Regions from separate parts of the Homo sapiens genome. Here regions 2 and 3 are each linked to region 1. A link is a loop called in an ENCODE intact Hi-C map of the cell type or tissue named here. Cell type or tissue: heart right ventricle. All regions are shown on one strand.

Evidence for each region. Peaks named below come from ENCODE experiments on the same cell type or tissue, not always from the same donor. Only the 100,000 strongest peaks of a DNase experiment are listed, where the experiment ranks them.
Region 2: it touches region 1 in a loop (4-fold over the local background); 49 of 110 quality-filtered maps call a loop at or near these places.
Region 3: a loop joins it to region 1, with 3 times the contacts of the local background. A loop is called at or near these places in 32 of 110 quality-filtered maps.

The regions. Positions count from the first base shown.
Region 1 is chr7:87,055,241-87,063,240 of GRCh38, forward strand. ELAPOR2 (endosome-lysosome associated apoptosis and autophagy regulator family member 2) reads right to left here and starts at 4,414. Exons shown (of 22, transcript NM_001142749.3): 1 at 4,085-4,414. The coding sequence starts at 4,273. RefSeq lists an enhancer at 3,376-3,876 and silencers at 4,142-4,211, 4,302-4,691. In heart right ventricle, a CTCF peak has its summit at 4,640; DNase peaks (open chromatin) are centred at 3,712, 3,931 and 4,551; H3K4me3 peaks cover 1,748 bases; H3K27ac peaks cover 3,626 bases.
Region 2 is chr7:86,928,186-86,936,185 of GRCh38, forward strand. The region is part of intron 8 of ELAPOR2 (endosome-lysosome associated apoptosis and autophagy regulator family member 2); the gene reads right to left. Among named protein-coding and RNA genes, the nearest start is that of ELAPOR2, 130 kb to the right of the region's middle. In heart right ventricle, no CTCF peak of the experiment used is centred here; a DNase peak (open chromatin) is centred at 4,013; H3K27ac peaks cover 1,943 bases.
Region 3 is chr7:87,232,325-87,240,324 of GRCh38, forward strand. No RefSeq gene overlaps it. Among named protein-coding and RNA genes, the nearest start is that of TMEM243, 17 kb to the left of the region's middle. In heart right ventricle, a CTCF peak has its summit at 4,737 (motif pointing left); no DNase peak of the experiment used is centred here; H3K27me3 peaks cover 558 bases.

The sequences.
Region 1 (8,000 bases):
TTCTCAGGGAGGTTAAGAGGCACCATCCTCTAATCAAGTTAGAACATTTCATTCTCTCACCCTCTGCATCCACTCACTGCCAATTCTATCTAAAGCATACTACTCCTCTTTTTGAAGTCCTACTACTGCATCCTATTGCCTACCAAATGAAGACCAGCTTCTTAGTGTGATATAAGGTCCCTTATGATAGGCTCCTGCCTGCCTGTCAGATTCATCTCTCATTAAGCTTCTCATTGCATGCTGTACTTCAGTTAGAACCAATTACAATACAATGCTGTTTCATGTTTCTGCCCTTTTTCAATCTGTGCTCTTCACCTGAAATGTCTTTCCCCCAAACTAGCCTACACTCACATCTGACCCTTGTCTGCTTGGCAAATTCCTACTTATCAATTAAGTCTCATTCACTTCCTCCATAGGGCCTTTTCTGATCCCACCCCCCTCAGTAGATATGATGGCCCATTGCTTCTTTCATGGCTTCAAATCACTTAACTGCAATGTTTGTTTACATATCTGTCTCATCCTTATCCAATTAAATTATATTCTTTAAATTACTAATTTCATATCTGACATTTTGTCTAGCACATGGTATAAACTGAATGTGGAACAAAAACTGTTAGCAAAACTCATCATTCAGTAGTCAGGGAGAACAGCAGAATTGCATTATGCAAGATTTTACAGCAGTGAACTAAGAATCAGCTATTTTGTGATTTAATTTACCAAATGTAAATAATACAGACATAATCCAATTAGTTCTGTTCTTTTTACTCTCATGTACTTTTCTATCTTCTGATACCTTACTGCAACTCTGAATTATCTGTTGGCCTTTATATTTTTTTGCTCTGGCAGCCCCATTAAGTCCTATTATTCACTGAGTCAAAAATGTCATGCCAAGTCTTGGATGGGCCTATCCTAGGAACCTCTGGAGTCTCACTGTAGACTCTTCCCAAAATATCAGGATCTAGCTCTACTAATCTAGCAATAATCAGCCCTCATATTTATATTTCTCCTTTATCTTATATTAATCTCATTTCATCCTCATAATACAAATAATTGGTCATGTTTCATTAATAACATTTTATAAGTGAAACACAGGCCAAGAAACCCAAAGAAGATTTACCTTTTATAAGTTCACCCCATACAAAAACCTGAGGAATTCTATACTTTCTGATGTCCAGGCCTCATTTATTTCCTTTGAATACCATTTTCCAAAGTCACATCCTATTCTTGTGCTTCATCTGCCAGCACTTTGACTTTCCTTTTATTTCTGTCTCCCAAATGATCGCTTCCTGTTTGTGCGTGTGCTTCCACACTGCTGATCTGATCACCAGCTGAACATTCCAACACAATAACTTTTCTCCCCCTTTCGACTTCATAATCCAAAGACTTTGACAAAGGAATATGTATTTTATGAGTTTCACCCCAGAGTCCATTCCTCTGCAAAAATCTAAATGTAACTTTTACCCATAACCTAGTTTTTGAAGGGCCTTTTTTCTGAACTCAGGCAATTATAACTGGATGACTCCCAGGCCAGTTCTCTGCATTTGTCTTCCTTTAGTTGCTTTCCTCTAAAACCAGGCAGGAAAATCAGAGTTTATGTAACTTTGTTAAACATGACTACTTCTACAAAAATATTAATAAATGAGGGTGACACAAACTACTGGGGGGAAATGAGGTTCAAAATGGCCTATAGCTTTTTCTATACTCCTCAACATTCTCTCACATTGAGAGTTGGTTTTAGCTCTCAGCCTGAAAATTCCTCACTTTAACTGCCCTCACTCTGTTCCCCACTGCATAGTCTGTCCTTTGTGGCATTTGCCTCCTTTAATGTTAACAAAAAGTGGAAAATGATAAACGAGCAGGAGTGAACACAGAGTAGTTACTTTAACTGTGTCTTTATTCACAGGCGTTTAGCCCACAATCCCATAACTGTATTCAGAGGAAAGGGCTGAGCTCAAGAGGATACCCTTTCCCCACTCCCAGCACAAACATTCCTTTACCTTCAAAGTCTGAAAATAACTTGCCCTCCCCACTTTCCTCTTAAAAACAATGTCAGAGAAAAACAATGACCAATTCTGTAAATTAGCTCCACTGGTTAGACCAGATATCAAACAGATTCAACCCCTGGGAGGTCACTAGGCCTCTTCTACTTCCAAGAACTTCTAACTCCCATTAGTTCCTCTTACTTGTCAGTCATCAGGAAGAACATAAATGGATCTGTGCATTAACATTTATAAAAACATACAGCCAAAGGCAGGCTCAATAGCGTCCTCCTATATATTTTATTTATTCTCATTTTTCAGAAGGAAAATGTAAATTTCAGATCTCAACGGATGAGTCACATGCAATTTCTAAAGCCAATGCAGTAAGGACCTGTGATCAAGTGAACCCAGCCTTCCTGAACCTTCTGTCATCTCTCTGCCCCTCCTTTCAATCTTTGTTTTAGGTTGCAGACTCTTCTTTCTAGGTATACATGTGTAGGACATGTGTTCATCTAAAAGATTAGTCTAGTTGTAGAGACCAAAGGCATCACTTCTATTGACCCTGACCTTCGCCTACTTCAAGCAGATTTTCATTACTAAGAATCGATGTTATCAGAAGCTTAAGACTTTTCAGTTTAGAAAAATATATTCTGCATATTAGAAGTTGGGGGCTGGAGGATAAAGTTTATCTTGTCACAACTGTTCAATCTGAGATGTCCAAGAAGCAGCTTTCTGTGGAAACCTGGAATAATGGATTATTCCCAGGTGATATGTAAAGTTGTAGAATATAGATTAAGCTCATTATACTAAAAAGCCCTAAAATTAAACACAGCTGTTTGTTGAGCTCTTGCCCTGATTTCCCCAATTACAACATTGCTGTGTGTTCGCACACAAGCCTTTGATCCGATTCTCTTTCATTTCAGTCTGTCCTGGGACCTGTACTGTAGGAGAGAAAGACGAAAATCCATAGATGATGGATGATGTGTAGAACACAGATACTCTGTAATTCAAGTCTCGGTAAAATTCAGAAGTTAGAGCAACATACACAAACAAGAGGGTCTGGCCTTTCTTCCCAGAGGGGCTATTGGCTAACCTATTTTTGCTACATTAATTAAAACGACCCATCGCCCTGATTCCTAACAATCTTCCTAAAAACAGTATCTATTCCATATATCCTCCCAACACAATCAAAGTAGGTCAGAAATGTTGCTTCCTTCCCCTCATTGATTTTCATTAAGAGGATGCACTTTCTGAACACTAAATGGAAAGATAAACACCCAATACAAGAACCAATGACACCCCCTGTAAATTTTTGGCACACTGTCTCGTTCTTCTAAAAGCCAGATAAAAATCTCATCTCCCATAGTTTATCCTTTTTGGCTGTAAAACAACAATGATTACAAGCTATAAAATACACCGCGGCAATACTTCAGCCAGGTGATAAAGCACCTCCCAAAAGAAGCATATTCACTGTCTTTTCTAATTTTCTCCATCATCAACCTGCATCTTCTCTACCAAGTACATACTCCTTTTTTTTCCCCCCCAAATTCAAATCCACATTTTGTCAGAAGGATGCTAAGTGACACCATACATTGGCTTAGCAAACCCACAGGGCCTTAATCAGGAAGCTGAGGGCAGGGGAGTAGGACGAAGGCGTTTGCAGAGACAGGGGAGTGGAGACAGGGGGAGGAGGAGCGGGAAATCCTCTGGTGTCTGTGTCTGGCTCTCTGGAAAAGCTGTGATGAGATGGTTCTTCAAATCCCACTGGTGGGGCTTCCCCAGTCTCCTCCCCTTCCTGAAATCTTTCCCTCGACCCCAGGTCCTCAAACCTGGCTGTCCAAAAAGGACGCCGCAAAGTCCTGCAGAGCCCCCAAAAGACACAAGCGCGGACAGAAAAGCATCCCCCGAGAGACAGCGAAGCCACACACCCTCTCCGGGCCAGCTACCAGGGCGGGCAACTTCACCCCTCGAAGCAAACGAAAGCCCCTGTTCTCCAAGCAAAGGAAAAGGGGATGGCAAACAGAAATAAACAGGAACCGCTCTCAGCCTTCATCTTCCGCGCCCTCCCCCAGCAAACTCCAGGTAGAGGACCAGGTGCTGCTCACCTCCTGGCAAGGAGGAAGCGGGCGGCTGGAGGAGGAGGGCAGGTCCCCAGCCCAGGCCGCCTGGCAGCCGGCGAGCGCCCAGCAGCAAATCCAGGCGGGGCTCCAGGGCGGCGAGCGCCCGCGGCGGGGAGCCTCCGCCGGCCGCCCCCAGCCCCTGCCCCGTACCGGCCCCCGGGCGCGGAACAGCATCTTCGTCCGGCCGCGGTCGGCGGGCCGGCGGCAAGGCAGCCTTCCCGGGGTGCGGCGGCAGCTCCGGCTCCCGGGCCGCGACTGCTGTGCGCTCGTCTCGCCGCTCCGTCACCCGCTGCCCGTCCGCCCGCTGACAGCTCTGCTGCGCTCGCGGCCCGGGCAGCCAGCGCCGATGCTCCCGTCACGCCGGAGGGAGGGACCGCGGGGCGCGGGCGCGGCGCGGGGGCGGGACGCGGGGCGGGGACGCTGGAGCTGGGGAGCAGGTGGCGCGGGCGGGGGCTGCGGCCCAGCCCGGCGGGTCCCCAGGGGCTGCGCGGCGCTCGCCTCGCGCTAGAGGGCGAGAGAGGCTGGGGACCCCGTGGAGTAGCCTGTCTCAGGTCCCCGTGGCCCACTGGGAGGGGCGCTCCCGGGATGAAGCCAGAGTAAATACAGGACATCAGGACATTGTTTTCTGGCGGTGGGTCTTTAAAAAGCTCGCCACTTTCCTCATTGCACACAAACACGCAGATGTGCCCTCGGAACATCCCTTGTAAGGATCCATGCTGGCTAGCGTCAGATCGAATTTCTAGTTAGGGTGTGCATGAAATGGCGGGGAAGAAAGAGGACTGAGGTGTAGACGTGGTGTGTGACTCAGTTTTCTCACCTATTTAATGAAAATAATACCCACCACGTAGGATTATTATGAGGATTAAGTAAGTTGATGTACATAAAGCACTTGGAAGAGTGCCTGGCACACAGTAGGTGACATGTGTTGGTAGTAGTAGCCATAATTATTGCTGCTATTGGTGTTATTTTGTGGAGATGTGTAACATTGGGCATTAAGCCCTGTGTTTTCTGGAGGAAACAGTTTCTCCATCTGTGCGATGATTGAGGTGCTCTTCGTTTTTTCTTTCATTCAAAAACATACTGAACTAGGTGATGGTGAACAAGATGGACATAAGGCCTTCCTCAGTGGCAAGGATCTCAAGATCCCTTCTTGATCTCAGATTCTGTAAATGGGTGAGTTATTGTGTTTTTCAAAAGAAGCATCCAAATTTCTGATTATTGAATATCTGGACAAATCCACGTGGCCCACTCATTATAAGTTGGCCTGTGGCACATTTGTTTGTGGCATTATCTCTAATATCCTTTTAACAAAATTTCCACATGAAAGTCTCTGTATATGTGTGTTTGTGTGTATGTATACACATATAGATTTGTGTATCACACCTATATTCTGATTATAACAATATATGTTATTTGTAAACATTTTGGAAAATATTGAAAAGTATCAGGAAGAATATAAAAATAACTAGAGATCCTACCACCCAGAGATAACATTGTTAATGGTATTAACATGTTGAGGAATTTCCTTGCTTTTTTTTTTTTAACTCTGTGTGTACTGCAAAACTGGAATAATAATTTGTAACCTGCTTTTATTTTTATTCTTAATAACATAAATATTTTCTCAAGTCATTAAAGTCTCCAACAACACAACTTTAATAATTGTAAAATATTTTCTACTCTTTAGATACATGTAATTTACTATTAGATATTAGGCATTGTTTAAGGATTCAGTGTTATTAATAATTCTGGAAAGAATGCCCTTGGAACATAATCTGTGTGCATCTTTAAATATTTTATGATAACTTTCTAGAAGTGAAAACATTGGATCACATGATATGTGTATTTTTAAAGTTTTTGACGAATAGTGTACAAATTCCTTCCAAAAAATTTGTAGCAATTGTTACCAGCAGTTTATGAGTATTTATTTCACATCACCCTAGATTATAATACTTCAGATATTTATCATTTTGGTAGAAGAGACAAAAGCTATTATTTTTAAAATGTATTTTTATCATTGGTGACATCGAGTGATTTTTTATATATATCTACTAGCTATTTGCATTTTTCCTTCTCATGTCAGGGTGTGAGAATTTTTCACTGGCACACTTTAGCCATTTTATTGAAGTTCCATTTTTTATTGATTCGTTAGCAATCTTCATAAGCTTTGTGTATGTTTATCATATATCTTACAAATACTTTTTTGTAGTCTTTTAAATTTACTTCTGATAGCTTTTCTGGCAGAAGCTTGTCATCTTTAGGTATTCAAATGTAGCAACATTTTCTTTTGTGATTTCTTCCTTTTTTATATCTAGAAGTACACGTATCTCTGCAAAATCATACAGATGCCTATGTTTTCTTATTTTGTTATATTTTGTTATTATTTCCTTTTTATATGCTTTATTCTTTAATTCATGTGGAATTTTTAGGAGTCAAATTATGTTATGATTTTTGTCATCTGAGAAAGAACTAACAACATGACTATTAAATTGAAAACAGCTTCTTTCCTTATAAAAATAAGAGTCGTCCAGTCAATGCACTTGGATCAAATGACAATTGTAGATTTTCCAGAGTAGGACAACTTGCCACTTTCAATAAATACTTTTCTCATAGTTGTCCCATCCATAAAAAAGATCTTGACCTTGGATAATTAAAATCAGCATAAAGGCTGACAGAGAAAGGAAATTTCAAGAAGACTCTAAGGTCCTCTTCTACCTGTTATTTTAGGATGTAATAGCAAATTATTCAAAGTTTGTGATTATCTGATCAATAAATTTACTCTTAAAGATAGTTTTATAAAAATATACTTTAATAGAAAATTCATAATGAAATTTTTGCAAGAATGGGTTGAAATAGCTTACAATCACTAGGTAATAATCATTTTTCCACTTTATTTGTGCAGTGTATACCTGAAAATTGAACTGAATTTTGTTAAAAAGTCAACAAAAGCCTTAGCTGTATCAACAAAAGCCATAGCCAAAATGATGCTATATAAATAGATTTATTTTCTTTTTTAACTTAAATCAGATTGTGGTATAAATAACCCCAATTTTTATTTATTTTATTTTTATTTTTATTTTTATTATTATACTTTAAGTTTTAGGGTACATGTGCACAATGTGCAGTTTAGTTACATATGTATACATGTGCCATGCTGGTGTGCTGCACCCACTAACTCGTCATCTAGCATTAGGTATATCTCCCAGTGCTATCCCTCCCCCCTCCCCCCACCCCACAACAGGCCCCAGAGTGTGATGTTCCCCTTCCTGTGTCCATGTGTTCTCATTGTTCAATTCCCACCTATGAGTGAGAATATGCGGTGTTTGGTTTTTTGTTCTTGCAATAGTTTACTGAGAATGATGATTTGCAATTTCATCCATGTCCCTACAAAGGACATGAACTCATCATTTTTTATGGCTGCATAGTATTCCATGGTGTATATGTGCCACATTTTCTTAATCCAGTCTATCATTGTTGGGCATTTGGGTTGGTTCCAAGTCTTTGCTATTGTCAATAATGCCGCAATAAACATACGTGTGCATGTGTCTTTATAGCAGCATGATTTATAGTCCTTTGGGTATATACCCAGTAATGGGATGACTGGGTCAAATGGTATTTCTAGTTCTAGATCCCTGAGGAATCGCCACACTGACTTCCACAATGGTTGAACTAGTTTACAGTCCCACCAACAGTGTAAAAGTGTTCCTATTTCTCCACATCCTCTCCAGCACCTGTTGTTTCCTGACTTTTTAATGATTGCCATTCTAACTGGTGTGAGATGGTATCTCATTGTGGTTTTGATTTGCATTTCTCTGATGGCCAGTGATGGTGAGCATTTTTTCATGTGTTTTTTGGCTGCATAAATGTGTTCTTTTGAGAAGTGTCTGTTCATGTCCTTCGCCCA
Region 2 (8,000 bases), 130 kb before region 1:
CTTCACACACCTGCCTTTCTTACCATCTGTAAAATAATGGCTGCTCCTGCTGGGGATTCCTAAATAATTGGAAAAATAAAGGGGCTCTCAACTCCCCTTAAGAAAAGCAATATAAAATTCAGAGAATCTAAGCAAATGAAACATCATCATATTGGAGAGATTACTTTCTTAAAATTCTGGTTTAACAAGCATAGAAAACAAATTTCAAATCCTACTTAATTCCCTAATTTGCTGATTTATTTTGACATTAATACAAATGGATTGCGTTATGTGTGAGCTACTGCACTAGTGAAAGTAGTTGGTTCCCAGGTGGGAGTGGCGGGCGGTGCTGACACCCTGTACTATGTAATCTTCTTAATCACTTTGAGAGGTAGGTATTGCTATCCTCAAGTTTATAAATGAGGAAACACTCCAGATTAGAGCTCTTAATTTGCCCAAAAGTCAAACACAACTAGTAAATGGTAAAGTAACACCAGTCAACAAGAGTCAGTTTGGTAAGGGTAAAAATAATAAAATATGCAAATATATTGTGAGAAGTCAGCTAACCACATGACTTTCAATACATGCAAACTTCTTAAAAATTAAAAAATATACACCACTTTTAAATACTTAAAAATGTAGAAATCAAATTTCAAATGCTCTATAGTAAAAGTTTTATTTACAAAGCCTCTTGTTTCACATGGCAGATTGATTCTGTGCCTCTCTTTCTAATGGAGACAGATGCTTTCAAGTCTGGCTGACTAGGTAAAGATAATAATTAATATTAATAATACTTAGAACCAGAGGGCTTCCAGTGCAGATGAAAAACCAATAATCAATTCATTCTTTGGCAAGTTGAGATAAAACTATGAAATGTCTTATAAAACCAAAACCCTAATAAAGCAAAATTTACCAGTTTATTATTAAGATTACAAAAGAGATCCAGTGTCTGCATTCATATACAGCATGAAAAAAAAACCACATTTTTAAAAACACACAGAGGTATCAACTGAAAGCTGATTCTCATATAAAAACAGAACTCAGAACTGGGAGGACTACAATTTAGGCAAATTTTGAGACTGGCTTTGTCCATGGTTGTCTGATTTATTTCAGTTGTCACTTCACAAATGCACTAAGTCTTTATAAATTGGCTCAACTCATCAGGGCTAAATTACATGTGTTTTTAAAAGGTCTACCAACTGACCCTAACCTAACTGCCTTGTGCTCCATGATGTTCTGGCTCAGGTGGTCTCAGCCAAGCAGGCAATTTCTTATCTCCCAGGCTGTCTCAAACCTTGATCTTTTCCAGTTGCAAGCCACTGGGCACTCATCATTTGTCTCTCTTGGAATTACCCACACCATGCTGCCAACTTGTATCTGACTCCTCCTTCAAAGCCATGCTCAACATGTACAGTTGTGTTAAGTAGGTCGTCAGCCTGCCCAAATACATATCAGCATTCACCTACCTTCCTTTTCTATGACGGCTTTGCTGCTTTTCTCTTTTCCCATGTGTTTACCTCCTTCTCCTCTGATATGTTTTAGATTTCTGTCCCCATGCAAGTCTTATGTTGAATTGTAATCCCCAGTGTTGGAGGTAAGGCCTGGTGGGAGGTGATTAGGTCATGGGGGCAGATTTCCCCCTTGCTGTTCTTGTGATAGTGAGTTCTCATGAGATCTGGTTTAAAAGTGTGTGGCACCTCCCCCTTCTCTCTCTTCCTCCTGCTCTGGCCATTTAAGACATGCCTGCTTCCCCTTTTACCATGATTATAAGTTTCCTGAGGTCTTCTCAGCCACGTTTCCTGTACAGCCTACAGAATCGTGAGCCAATTAAACTTCTTTCATTTATAAGTTATCTGGTCTCAGGTACTTCTTTATAGGAGTGTGAGAACAGACTAACATATCCCCTAAATACTTAACAGCTTTGACCATCTTCTGCCTTTATGTGGAAGACACCATGGAAATTTAACATTTTACTGGCAGTTCAGGGCTTTAATCAAGAAAATGTTCTAAAATTAAATTGTGGTGACTATACTGAAAACACTGAATTATACTCATTGAATGAATGAATGAATGATATGGTATGAGAACTATATCTCAATAAAGCTGCTTTAAAAAAAGTGTTAAAAACAGACTATTAGAAAAATTTTATTTTAAACAAATTCAGAAATCCCTAGTCTCTGAGACATTCCATGTTCTCCCATCTTCCCAATTAAGAAACATAAGCTCTAAGTACATTTGACTTGCTTAAATCCTGTGCACAGAAAGGCAGATCTAAAAACTGAATCCCTTTATACCCTATTTTTAATATCCTCTATATCTTTGTCCTGCTATATAATTTAGAAGTACTGTGTTACAGACATTGAGCATTTGGAATAATTTGCAACACTGAAGGTCATTAAAAGGCAAATAAAATATAAGACATTTGAATATCAAGCCACTAGCAAAATCTCTGTGATCCGCAGTTCACCTCTTCAGAGATGAAGAAGTTGTATAGCCTAATGCCTCCTTCGAAGAAGGCTCCCTTTTAAAACATCCTCCCTACCAGGCACTCTTTGAGCATCAGCAGAAAGTTCCCTAATTGAAAAAACATGTCATTCCAGTATTGGGCAGCTCTGTTTGTTAGAACATCACTACATCCCACTGGAATTTACCTTCTCTAAGTTCACCAGAGTTCTTCTTTTCTAAAATTTCCCTTCAAATACTTGAAATACCCTATTAAGGAAATTCTCACTGAGTACCTACTATGCACAGGACAAAGTACCATGGGAGATTCAAGAATTAGGCAAACTGCTCTGAAAAAGGTTGTAGTCTAATAGTGATAAGACAGGTTCACAGCTACTATAACGTAAAAACTGAAAAACATGAAGGGGATACAAAGCACTACATTTTGAAACAGACTATTTGAGTTAGAATTCCAGACCTAAGACTAGCGATGACTAGCTATGATCATGGGGAAGTTACTTAACCTCATTAAGCCTCAGTTTTCTTATCTGAAAACTGGGTACAGGAATGTCTAAATTACACAAATGTTGAAAGAAATTAGAGGCAATGTTTGAATATGTATACACATATATATACACACACATGCACATATGAAGAGAGTACGTTCACAAATATGGAAATGATAGCTGCTTGTGGTATTAACACTACCGTTACTGTCTCATCATCATCTTCTCCAAAAGAAACACAAAATGCCATGAGTGCCCAAAGGAAAGATATCAAATCTCTGTAAGACAAGTAGAAAACATCACAAAGATGATCATGATTTTCCATCCTTTGCTGTCTTTCCTTCTACCTGAAAAAAATATTTCAATCATACTTTATACAAAATATCCTGGCCTCTGTCCTCTAGATTCTTCCCCTTTTGTCAAAATTTTCTCATACCGTATGCCAAAGACAGAACACAGCACTCAAAATGTGATAATTACTCATTCATTTACTAAGTCTCACTAATTCAACAGACGTTTCACTACCTTCTATGTGCTAGGTACTATACTAGGCTTAGAGATTTTTTTTTTAATGAGTAAGAACCAGTCCCTGTATACAGGAAGCTGAGAATCTGGTAATGGAAATGATTAAGTATTTATGATAAAGTGATCTTTTAATCTATAATCACTATGTAAGTATCAAGAAGGTATGTGCAAATTTCCATGAAAATTCTCAGTATACCAAGACAATCTTGCCAGACCTATTTATGATATTTAAGAGCATATGATTTCTATGAACCTGTGAAAAATCATTCTCTTTTTATTCTGGTAACTGTAACCATCTTTTTCTCTTTGGGAACTGATCTGTGTGATGCTGAAAGGAACTGAGAATTACAGTTTGGCCTCCCCAGCTACAGGAATTTGCAGGTGAACTAAGACATCCAATCAAAGTATCCAACACTCCTGGAGAGAATTATTGGTTGGCTATGGGCTCATGATTCAAGCAAGGCCAATCAGAGTCTTTTCCGAAGCTTCAGTCAGTGTTTGTAGTATCAAGAGCTGTGAGGATACTAGTGGCTTGGGTGGAGATTACAGTGAGCATCTTGCAACACCGGAAAGGGCTTGCCTGAGAAGGAAATCAAATTGAGCCAAGAATATTAGCATTACACAGCAAGAGAACATCTTAAAATAATTTGTTCTATATTGACTTCCCAGTTAAATGAGTCAACAGGCTCCTGCCTCCTCCCCTCTCCATTCCTCAGTTTTACATTGGTTTGAGTCAGGGCTCCCATCCAATTTCTGAAACATATTTTTAAAATTCATTACTAGAGAATGTATAATCATCCCCAAGCACCCATTGAAAGGAAACATGTGAATCATGTCCCACAATAGGAGGGTGGCGGGGGGAGACAAACACTGCACAGGTTACTCTGCCTCAGTGTAATACCCAAAATAAATAAAATCTTAAGTCTTTTCTGTTTACTAGCTCCCAAACAAAAACAACCTTTTCTCCACTCCCTTTTGTAGTGGATATGAGACAACTTTTGTGGATATGATAAACAAATGAGAAACTTACTGTTTTTAACCATGAACAGCTTAATTGAAAACTATTCTTTGTATTCTTGTGGGGGAAGGATTTTCCCCACTTTAAATAGCTGTCGCATTTTTTATTTGGTGAGTTAGGTCTTTTAAAGCTTGGATTTCCCTGGAAATCTTCTTTGCAAGTAATTATTTTCTCTTTTCTCAGTGCTTTTATATCTGAGAGTTTCTTTCACACAAATAAATTTTGATTTTACTAATTTGAGCTCATTGTTCAAACACACTGGAGTCTTTCTGAATCTTAATTATATCATTTTTATCTTTATTGATTCACAAATTGATATACATATTCTTAATGTCTTTATGAAGTTAATCATTTTTAAATAAAATGTTGAAAATAACTCATCTGACTTATATTCTTCTTTGTGTGAGTTACAGTATGTATAAATGACTTGCTATATTTATATTCCTATGGCAAATATGTATATAAATATATCAAATATATATATATACAATACTATACTCCAAGTTGATATTGATTTATCAAATCAAACATTTTATGTATGATTCTTCAATTAGTCATATATCCACTTAACCATATCATTTAGTCTACAATTCTTTATCTTATCCATAAGGAAATCATGAGATGCTCTGTCAAATATCCTGCTAACATTAAAACACATCTTCTCTTAACTCTTGCCCAGTGTCACTGTTACCTACATAATATAGCTGAATTTCCACCCTGCCCTAATTCTGCTTATCTTTAAGAAACAGGATGCCTGTGATAAAAAGTTCCCTTTGTAACCAGACCAGCTGAGACTGGTTAGAACCAAGATAGATGACCAAATGACTTTAAGGATCTCAGGTTTCGTTATAATCTCACAATTTTATTTCCATACTAAGTGGCACTCCCACCAGTGCCATGACAATGGCCATGACAATGGCCCAAAGAAGCCATAAAAGGACAAAAAGGAAGGCAGCACTCTAGTTCCAGGATGTTTACCGCCGATTTCTGGAAAACACATAAATATTCCTCCCCTTGCTTTTCATGTCCAACCCCTTCATTAGAGAAATCCTATATTTTAACTCCCTCACCCCTCACTAATAGAGAAATTGATTTTTGAGCCATGCTCCCACTTCTCAATTCCATGACCCTCGAATAAAGCTTGCATTGCTTGACATTCACTTTCAGCTTCATGTATTTGTTTCATGACACTCAACAGGGAAAGATTCCATCTTCTAGGGGACTAGGTTTGTTGGTAAAATCCCTGATCAGTATTCTTTTGAGTTCAAACATCAAACACTGAATTTGTATATGTGCTTGTGTGCACCTATATAAGTGTACCTCATTTTATGTAAGAAGTGGGCACTAATTGTTTTAAACAAAACATACATAAAAATTTCAACTCAGTACTTAAGATAATTTTGTAGTGAATGTTTATTGAGAAGTGAATATTCTTTAATTTATCTATGTTATACATCTCTGTTTTGCATATACTAAGCTTTAATTCAAGTAAGCCACATTTAGGAAACCTCATTTATTTACCACCGGGAACAATGTCATATAAAAATGTGTTGTCTCCTTGAGACTTTCATAACCTAAGCATGGGCCAAGAATACCTAGTAATTCTCCATGTTTGTTTACTTCTCTGCATCTGTATAGTGCCTTACACAACTTGATATGTAGTAAGCCCCACAAATATCTGGTGAGAGAATGCCTTACTGTATACATTAGAAGATTTAAATCCTTGTATCTCTTCACCCAATTCAACCTGGTTTCCATGTTTTAAAATGGCTCTTTAAAGCCACCATTTAATTCAATGTTGCCAAATCCAATGGATACTTTTCAGCCCTCATCTAGGGTGACTGTTCAGGAGTATCAGCCTTCTTAACCACTCTAATTTCTGCAAATACTCTATGGCAGTAACTCCCTTGGTTTCTCCCACTTCTCCAGCCATTTTCCTCAGGCACCATCCCTGTTCATCTCTCCTAGCATTAGCTTACTTCTAAGCCCACTCTATGATCTCCCTGCAAACTTTTACCCAACCCCAAGGCTTTAATTGCCAGCTATTTGCTATAATTCTCAGATTCACATAGCTAGCCCAGATGCTCTACTGAGCTCCAGACTGATGTACATAATGGCCCTTCCAATATCTCCTCTTGCCCCATCTCACAACTTGGTCAAAACTGTACTCATGGTCTTTCCTTCCTCGCCTCCAGACCTTCTCTCTAACCAAATAGTACCTCTACCAACCCACCTTTAACACTTTCCTCCCCCTCCATCTTATCAACCATCACATTTTGTGAATTTTACTTCCTATTTCTCTAATCCATATTCTTCTGTCTATTCCCTTTACCATCATTCACTTCCTTCTTCTCTCACCGGGAGAAGGGCATTATGAGACTTCTAAGTGTTCATTCATATCCTCTCTAGTCCCCTTCTAATCTTGTATATAAAACACTGCCAAAGGGATCTATATGAAGTATAAATCCAATCACATTGCATCACTCTGATACCAAAAAACTTGCAGTGATTTCTAAATGCTCTTAGGACAAAGGCCAAAATTCCTAATATGGCCCTATGAAACCATGCCTTTTCTAGCAATAGCTTATGTCATTAACTGCACCTAATGCAATCCCTTGCCCACATCCCCACATTCTAGTCACACATCCTTTTAGTTCTTCAAATACACTATGCTCCTTCCCATGTCAGGTCTTCACCATCCCGCTCCCTCTATCAAAAATGCTCTCCTTCCTTGGCCTTGCCCAGTTTTAAAAACAGACTGAGGCCTTCCCAGACTGGGTAAGAACCTCATAAAATTCAAACTTCTCTGCTGTAGCACTAATCCCAATTGGAAATAATAATTCATTTTATTTGATTGACTGTTTATCTCTTCCTCTAGAGTCTAGACCAGTGGTTCTCTAAGTGCTGAGATCCTGGACCAGCAGAATCAGAATTACCCGGGACCTTCCTGGAAATGTAAATTTTCAGGCCTTCCTCCAGACCTACTAGATTAGAAAATCTGGGACAGGGCCTTCCAGGTGAGACTGATGAACACTAATGTTTGACAGCCACTGCTCTACATCTATGGAGAAATTTACGTTTTTCTTCTATCCTTAGCTCTGCCCTCCTTACCCAGTATTCTGTAAATAACCAGTGCTCAGTAAAGATTTACTAAAAGTATGAATGAGCAAGCCATTCCACATTTTTCATGATGTTTATAAGAATCTCTTAATTAGGATTAGAATAATTTCAATTACCAATTAAAATTTTCCTGAAAAACTTCCCCCACAGGCAGAAAGAAATCTAAGCAATCTATTTTAAACTAAGATTCAAAATAAATACAGAAAACTTGTAACACTCCTATGTCATGTCGATGGTAATGTTTGGAATCTATATGCCTCAATAGCTGATTTCCTTGTCAATCAACTCGATCCTCTCCAAGTAGGGCAAAATAAGATCAAAGAGAACATAACAGGACAGAGAGAACCAAAACATAGTCATTGAACAACCCGAGAAACATCATTAAACCACTGGCAAATCACCAGGCTATT
Region 3 (8,000 bases), 180 kb after region 1:
TTGCAGCAGCAGAGAGAGATTTGGCTCAACTCTGAATACAGAATAGGCAAGTGGGAATTTATAGCCAAGGAGTAAGGTGGGACTCAGTGCATGGAAAATTACTAAAAGGAAATATCAGATGGGCATTCTGGTTAAACCGGTGTCCTTGCTGAAGACACACCAGGGTGATCAGACATCACCTGGGGAATGATGGAGGATGAGGAACCCGATCAGCTACAGAGCATGATCAGATATGTAGGGGCTTTTAGCTATCCTGACCTAGCAGAGTTCTCTTCTACAACTGGATTTTACAAGGAAGTGCACAGATGAGCCTAGGAGAAGTGTCAGGAGCCTGACTAAAGTTTGGCCAAGCAGAGAATCTTTGTCAACTGCTCTGGATTGAATGTTTATGTCCTTCCCAAATTTATAAGTTGAAGCCCTATCCCCAATGTGATGGTATTTGAAAGTGGGGCCTTTAGGAGGTAATTAGATCATGAGGGTAGAACCTTCTTGAATGGGATTAGTACCCTTATAAGAAAATACATGAAAGATATTATCTCGGTCTCTCTCCCACATGAGGATAGAGCCAGAGGCAGCAATCTGCAAGCCAGGAATAAGTCCCTCACCAGAACCCAACCATACTGGTACCCTGATCTTGGACTTCCAGCTCCCAGAACTGTGAGGAATAAATGTTCATTGTTTAAGCCACCCGATTTATGTTATTTGTTATACCAGCCTGACCTGAGTAAGACAGTGAACGTATTTGGAGAGAAGGCTCTTTGCAGGTGTAGTTAACGATCTCGAGAGGAAATCATCTTGGATTGGGGTGGTCCCTAAGTCCAATGATTAGTGCCCTTTTAAGAGTAGGTGACCATATAGAGACACACAGAGAAGGCCATGTGAAAATGGGGTTGAGATTGGAGCATGGAAAGGATTATCCCTCAGAACTTCCTGAAGAAAACAACCATGACTACACTTTGATTTCAGACTTCTGACCTGCAGAACTGTGAGAGAATAAATAAATGTCTGTTGTTTGAAGCCACTAGTTTGTGGTAATTTGTTTCAGCAGCCCTAGGAAACTACAATTGTTCTACTGGGAACTGCTTTTCCCTTCATTAAAAATGTTTCAAGAATCTGTTAATGTTGACAAAGTTTTCTCCTGTTCACAGCCCCTAGAAAAACCACTTGTTCAAAAGTGAAAAGTGTTCTAAGAGAACGATTGCATACAGAATAGGAAACCTATCATCTGTATAGTATAAAACCTACCTATAAAATAAGAACACTGAATTTTTAATAGACCCCAGAACATTAGTGTCATACTTCAATGTCATCCTTAGACTATACACCTAAATCAAATTGCTACATTCATTCACTCACTCACCCTCTTGAAAGTCTTCTTTTGTATTCACCTTAGAACCTGTTGGCAAGTTACATGAGCAAGACAATTTCATTCATTTATAGTTACAACTCCAAGAATTATGATCCAATCTTTACTCTTAGAAAATTTAAGTTGCAGTGGCAGAAACAAATATTGAACTGGACCCCATTTTAAATTTAAAATATATGTATATTCCCAAAAGATGAAGAACTTTGTTGTTTTTTTTTTTTTTTTTTTTTGAGGCAGGGTCTCACTCTGTTGCCCAGGCTGCAGTGCAGTGATGAGATCACAACAGGCCTCGACCTTCCAGGCTCAGCTGATACTCCCACCTCAGCCTCTCAATTAGCTGGGATTACAGGCATGTGCCACCATGCCTAGCTAATTTTTTCTTTTTTTTTTAGAAACAGGGTTTTGCCATGTTGCCCAGGCTGGTCTCAAACTTCTGGGCTCAAGCGATCTACTTGTCTTGTCCTCCCAAAGTGCTGGGATTACAGGCATGAGCCGCTATACCAGGCCAAAACTTTCTTTATTTATTGTTTTTACACCCACCAAACTAGCGAAAATTAAAAGCCTAACAACAGCATGTTTTGGCAAAGATATAAAATATTAGAAAATCTCATACTTTGCTGGTGGTGTGGGTGTAACTGGAACACTACTTTAATCATCATATAGTTAAGTTTAAAATGCATTATCTCTTCCTCCAACAATTCTAAACCTAGGTGTATAGAAGAAACTTTCGCACAAATATACCAAGAGACTTGTGCAAGAAGCTGCAAGGGAACATTGTTTGTAACAACAAAAAGGTGGAAACAGCCCAAATGCCCATAAACAGATAGAACAAATAAATAGATGAAACATACTAATACAATAGAATATAGCAATGAAAATAAGCAAACCACAGTTATATATATCAACATACCAACAAGGGTAAATCACACAACCGTAATGGTGAACAACAACCAAAAAAGGAAGTTGCAGAATCTCATGGAGTTTGTAGCAGACACTGGCAATGCCTTGCTTGTATCCCATTGGACACTACCATTTCAGTGCAGGCCAATCCACCCTCCAACTGCCAGTAACTGCAACTCCTTGCCCAGGGGCTTCTCTTTGCTGAAATCACTCTGCCTGCATGCATGGAAGGCCAGAAGTGCCAGGGAATCACAGGTAATATGTGTAAATACCCCAGCTCCTTTACCCCATGGATGGGATAACTCTAAGGTATATATTCTGGTTCCAGAGCTCCTCCATGTGATTAAGATATAGTTGCCCACAGTGGTAACTTCTTTGATAGCAACCCTAAGCTGGCCTCCTTTCCTCCCCTATCTCAGTTCCCAGCTCCCCTACTGGGTTTTTGTGGCCCATTTCCCAAATCAACCACTTGCATTATAGTCCATATCTGAGGGTGTGCTTCTGACAAACAAAACTAAGACACTATGATTCTATTTGTATGTGGTTAGTAGAATGGCATTGCAGGCATACCTCAGAGATACTGAAGATTCAGTTCATGAATATTGCAGTAAAATGAGTCACACAAACATTTTGGTTTCCTAATGCATATAAAAGTTATGTTACACTATACAGTAGTCTGTTAAATGTGCAATAGCATTATATCTACAAATACAATGCACATACCTTGATTTTAAATTACTGTATTGCTAAAATATGCTATCATTTGAGCCGGTAGTGATCTTCAGTAATCTTTTTGCTTGTTATGCCTCAATGTTGATGGCTCCTGACTGATCAGGGTGGCGGTACTAAAGGTTAGGGCGGCACTAAAGTTTAGCACTTTCTAAAACTAAAACAATAATGAAGTTTGCCACATCAATTGACTTTCCCTTTTACAAAAGATTTCTCTGAAGCATGTGATGCTATCTGATAGCATTTTACCAATAGTAGAATGTCTTTCAAAACTGGAGTCAAACCTCTCAAACTCTGCCAATGCTTTATCAACTAAGTTTATGTAATATTTTAAATCCTTTGTTGTCATTTCAACAATGTTTATAGCATCTTCACCAGAAGTAGATTCTATCTCAAGAAACCACTTTGCTCATCCATAAGAAGCAACTCCCATTTATTGATCATGATATTGCATTAATTCAGTCACATCTTCCGATCCCCTTCTAGTTCTAGTTCTCTTGCTATTTCTACCATATCCGCAGTTATTTCCCCCACTGAAGTCTTGAACCCCTCCAAATCATTCATGAAGGTTGGAATCCACTTCTTCCAAACTCCTGTTAACGTTGATTTTTGGACCTCCTCCCAATGAATCACAAATATTCTTAATGGCATTTAAAATGATAAATCCATGCTGTCTTTCTGTGTGAGAAAAAATAATAAAATAGAATAAAATGATGAGTCCTTTCCAGCAGGGTTTTCATTGACTTTGCCCAGATCCACCAGAGGGATCACTATTTATGGCAGCTGTAGCCTTATAAAATGTATTTCTTAAATAATAATACTTGAAAGTCAAAAATATCCCTTAATCCATGGGCTGCAGAATGGATGTTGTGTTAGCAGCATCCATCCTGCAGCCCATGGATTGAGGTGTATTTTAATGAAAATAACATTCATCTCCTTGTATATCTCACCAGAAGTCTGTTTGACCAGGTTCATTGTCAATGAACATTAATATTTGGACAGGAGTCTCTTTTTCTAAGCTGTAGATCTCAACAGTGGGCTTAAAATATTCAGGAAACGATGCTGTAAACAGATTTACTGTCACTCTGGCTTTGTTGTTCCATTTATAGAGCAAAGGTAAAGTAGATTTTGCATAATTCTTAAGGGCCCTGGGGTTTTCAGAATGGTAAATGAGCATCAAAGTGAACTTATTATAAAATCACCAGTTGCATTAAAAAGGGAGTCAGCCTGTCCTTTACAGACTGAAGCTGCTGGCAGCAGGAGTCTGGGGCCTGACCCTAGGGTTTTGCCATTAATGTGATTACACAGTAATGCCTATCTCTTCCTGTCAACAGGCTTTCCAGTCCTGTGTCTTTCCCCCACTTATATCTCTTGCTTATTCATAGCTTCTATTTTCCCATAACCTCAACTTATTGAAACCTTTAGCTTATAAATGACCCATTATTACCATTCTAGCCTCTCCTTATCTCAAGGACTTTTACCTTTTGCCTACTCTGTCAACCACATAAAATCTTTCTGCATGTTCGATTTCAGATTCATGACACAGAGACTCTGATGGACCCTGACAGCCTCTTTATCAAAAAAGTTTTTTTGCATCAGGCGTTTTGATAGGTGATTGGTCAAGATAGAGACTGGCTACCCTGGTTGGACTGTGCCCTGCAAGGGTCAACATTCCTGCCCTTCCCAGTGGAGATCCCTTGGTATATTATGTGTCTGGCTAGAATTGTGGTGCCCTCTCGTGGACATTTTCAGTATTACAAGAGCCATAATTTTCTTCCAGGATTGTTTTCAAACTATGGGTACGTTAACTTAGGATGATGAAATCAACGAGCAGTTGACAACAATACATTTGGTCCAGAATTGTAATAATGAAATGGAAAGATATAAGAGTGCATCTCATTTATTAAGATTGAGTATTATTTTGGCCGGGCGCGGTGGCTCACGCCTGTAATCCCAGCACTTTGGGATGCCGAAGCGGGCCGATCACGAAGTCGAGAGATCGAGACTATCTTGGCTAACACGGTGAAACCCCGTCTTTACTAAAAATACAAAAAAAAAAAAATTAGCCGGGCGTGGTGGCGGGCGCCTGCAGTCCTGCTACTCGGGAGGCTGAGGCAGGAGAATGGCGTGAACCCCAGAGGCGGAGCTTGCAGTGAGCCGAGATCACGCCACCGCACTCCAGCCTGGGCAACAGAGCGAGACTCCGTCTCAAAACAAAACAAAAAACAAAAAACAAAGATTGAGTATTGTTTCATGAAATTTTGTTTTAGATGTATGTGTGTGTGTGTGTGTGCGCGAGTGCGTGCATATAAATGTATTTGGTGCAAAAGCAATTGCAGTTTAAAAAATGTCAAAAACCACAGTTGCTTTTGGACCAACCTAAATATGTGATATTCAAATATCATAACATAGGCATAACATAACATAGGCATATGTTATGCCTAATCTAATCTAATGTGGGTCAAATAACATAGGCATAGACACCCATTGTAAACAACTAACACAGCTATATTAGAGGGAACTAGCTATTCAGCCTTTAAAGGATGGCCAAGATTGAGATGTAAAATGTTTATTTTTTAATATAGGTCATGTCAAAAGAATTTGAAAGATACTGTTCTAGAATACAACTCAATATAGCTATATATCATACATTTTAATAATTACATAGTATTTGTATAATTTACTATAATTTAGGTAACCCAGTGGTTCTCTCTCCTTGTATAACACATTCCTACCAGTAAGAGAGGCTCTAGGTAATTTGGAAACACTCTCATGACACTTCTGTCTCCCATCTGACACCCACATTCTCTCTTTCTCTCTCTCACTCACACACACACACAAGTTGAGCATTACTAATTTTAACAATTTTCCTATCATTGGCTATTTAGATTAGAGAGTTTGGAGAGGGAATAGAATGAATGGTTAAGAATGTAGGCTCTAATGAACTCTTCCATTTACTGGGTGTGTGACCAGGTTACTTGATCTGTCAAATGGGGATGGTAATAGCCTCAATAGTACCTCCCTCATAGGGTTGTCTATGAGGTTTGAATGAATTAACTTATATAAAGTGCTCAGATCAATATATGGTAAATACTCAATTAAATGTTAGGTATTATCACTATTTAGGTTGTATCCAGTTTTTCACTATTGTAAGTAAAAATATTGATGCAATGAATATCTCTGTAGCAAAATCTTTGGAAAGCAGACTTTGTTAAGTCTACTTGTGAAAATAGAATTGCTAGGTATAATGATAAGTATATTTTTAAGGGGTTTTAAAATTTTTGCTAAATTATCCATCTGGAAGGACCCTTTACCACCAGTGATTGAAAGGCCAAACTCGGAGGAGGAGCCAAGATGGCCGAATAGGAACAGCTCCGGTCTACAGCTCCTAATGTGAGCGACACAGAAGACGAGTGATTTCTGCATTTCCATCTGAGCTTTGAAGAGAGCAGTGGTTCTCCCAGCACGCAGCTGGAGATCTGAGAACGGGCAGACTGCCTCCTCAAGTGGGTCCCTGACCCCTGACCCCCGAGCAGCCTAACTGGGAGGCACCCCCCAGCAGGGGCACACTGACACCTCACACGGCCGGCCGGGTACTCCAACAGACCTGCAGCTGAGGGTCCTGTCTGTTAGAAGGAAAACTAACAAACAGAAAGGACATCCACAACAAAAACCCATCTGTACATCACCATCATCAAAGACCAAAAGTAGATAAAACCACAAAGATGGGGAAAAAACAGAGCAGAAAAACTGGAAACTCTAAAAAGCAGAGCGCCTCTCTTCCTCCAAAGGAACGCAGTTCCTTATCAGCAACAGAACAAAGCTGGGCGGAGAATGACTTTGATGAGCTGAGAGAAGAAGGCTTCAGACGATCAAATTACTCCGAGCTATGGGAGGACATTCAAACCAAAGGCAAAGAAGTTGAAAACTTTGAAAAAAATTTAGAGGAATGTATAACTAGAATAACCAATACAGAGAAGTGCTTAAAGGAGCTGATGGAGCTGAAAACCAAGGCTCGAGAACTACGTGAAGAATGCAGAAGCCTCAGGAGCCGATGTGATAAACTGGAAGAAAGGGTATCAGTGATGGAAGTTGAAAGGAATGAAATGAAGCGAGAAGGGAAGTTTAGAGAAAAAAGAATAAAAAGAAACGAGCAAAGCCTCCAAGAAATATGGGACTATGTGAAAAGACCAAATCTACGTCTGATTGGTGTACCTGAAAGTGACGGGGAGAATGGAACCAAGTTGGAAAACACTCTGCAGGATATTATCCAGGAGAACTTCCCCAATCTAGCAAGGCAGGCCAACATTCAGATTCAGGAAATACAGAGAATGCCACAAAGATACTCCTCGAGAGGAGCAACACCAAGACACATAATTGTCAGATTCACCAAAGATGAAATGAAGGAAAAAATGTTAAGGGCAGCCAGAGAGAAAGGTCGGGTTACCCTCAAAGGGAAGCCCATCAGACTAACAGCAATTCTCTCAGTAGAAACTCTACAAGCCAGAAGAGAGTGGGGGCCAATATTCAACCTTCTTAAAGAAAAGAATTTTCAACCCAGAATTTCATATCCAGCCAAACCAAGCTTCATAAGTGAAGGAGAAATAAAATACTTTACAGACAAGCAAATGCTGAGAGATTTTGTCACCACCAGGCCTGCCCTAAAAGAGCTCCTGAAGGAAGCGCTAAACATGGAAAGGAACAACCGGTACCAGCCACTGCAAAATCATGCCAAAATGTAAAGACCATCGAGACTAGGAAGAAACTGCATCAACTAACGAGCAAAATAACCAGCTAACATCAAAATGACAGGATCAAATTCACACATAACAATATTAACTTTAAACGTAAATGGACTAAATGCTCCAATTAAAAGACACAGTCTGGCAAATTGGATAAAGAGTCAAGACCCATCAGTGTGCTGTATTCAGGAAACCCATCTCACGGGCAGAGACACACATAGGCTCAAAATAAAAGGATGGAGGAAGATCTACCAAGCAAATGG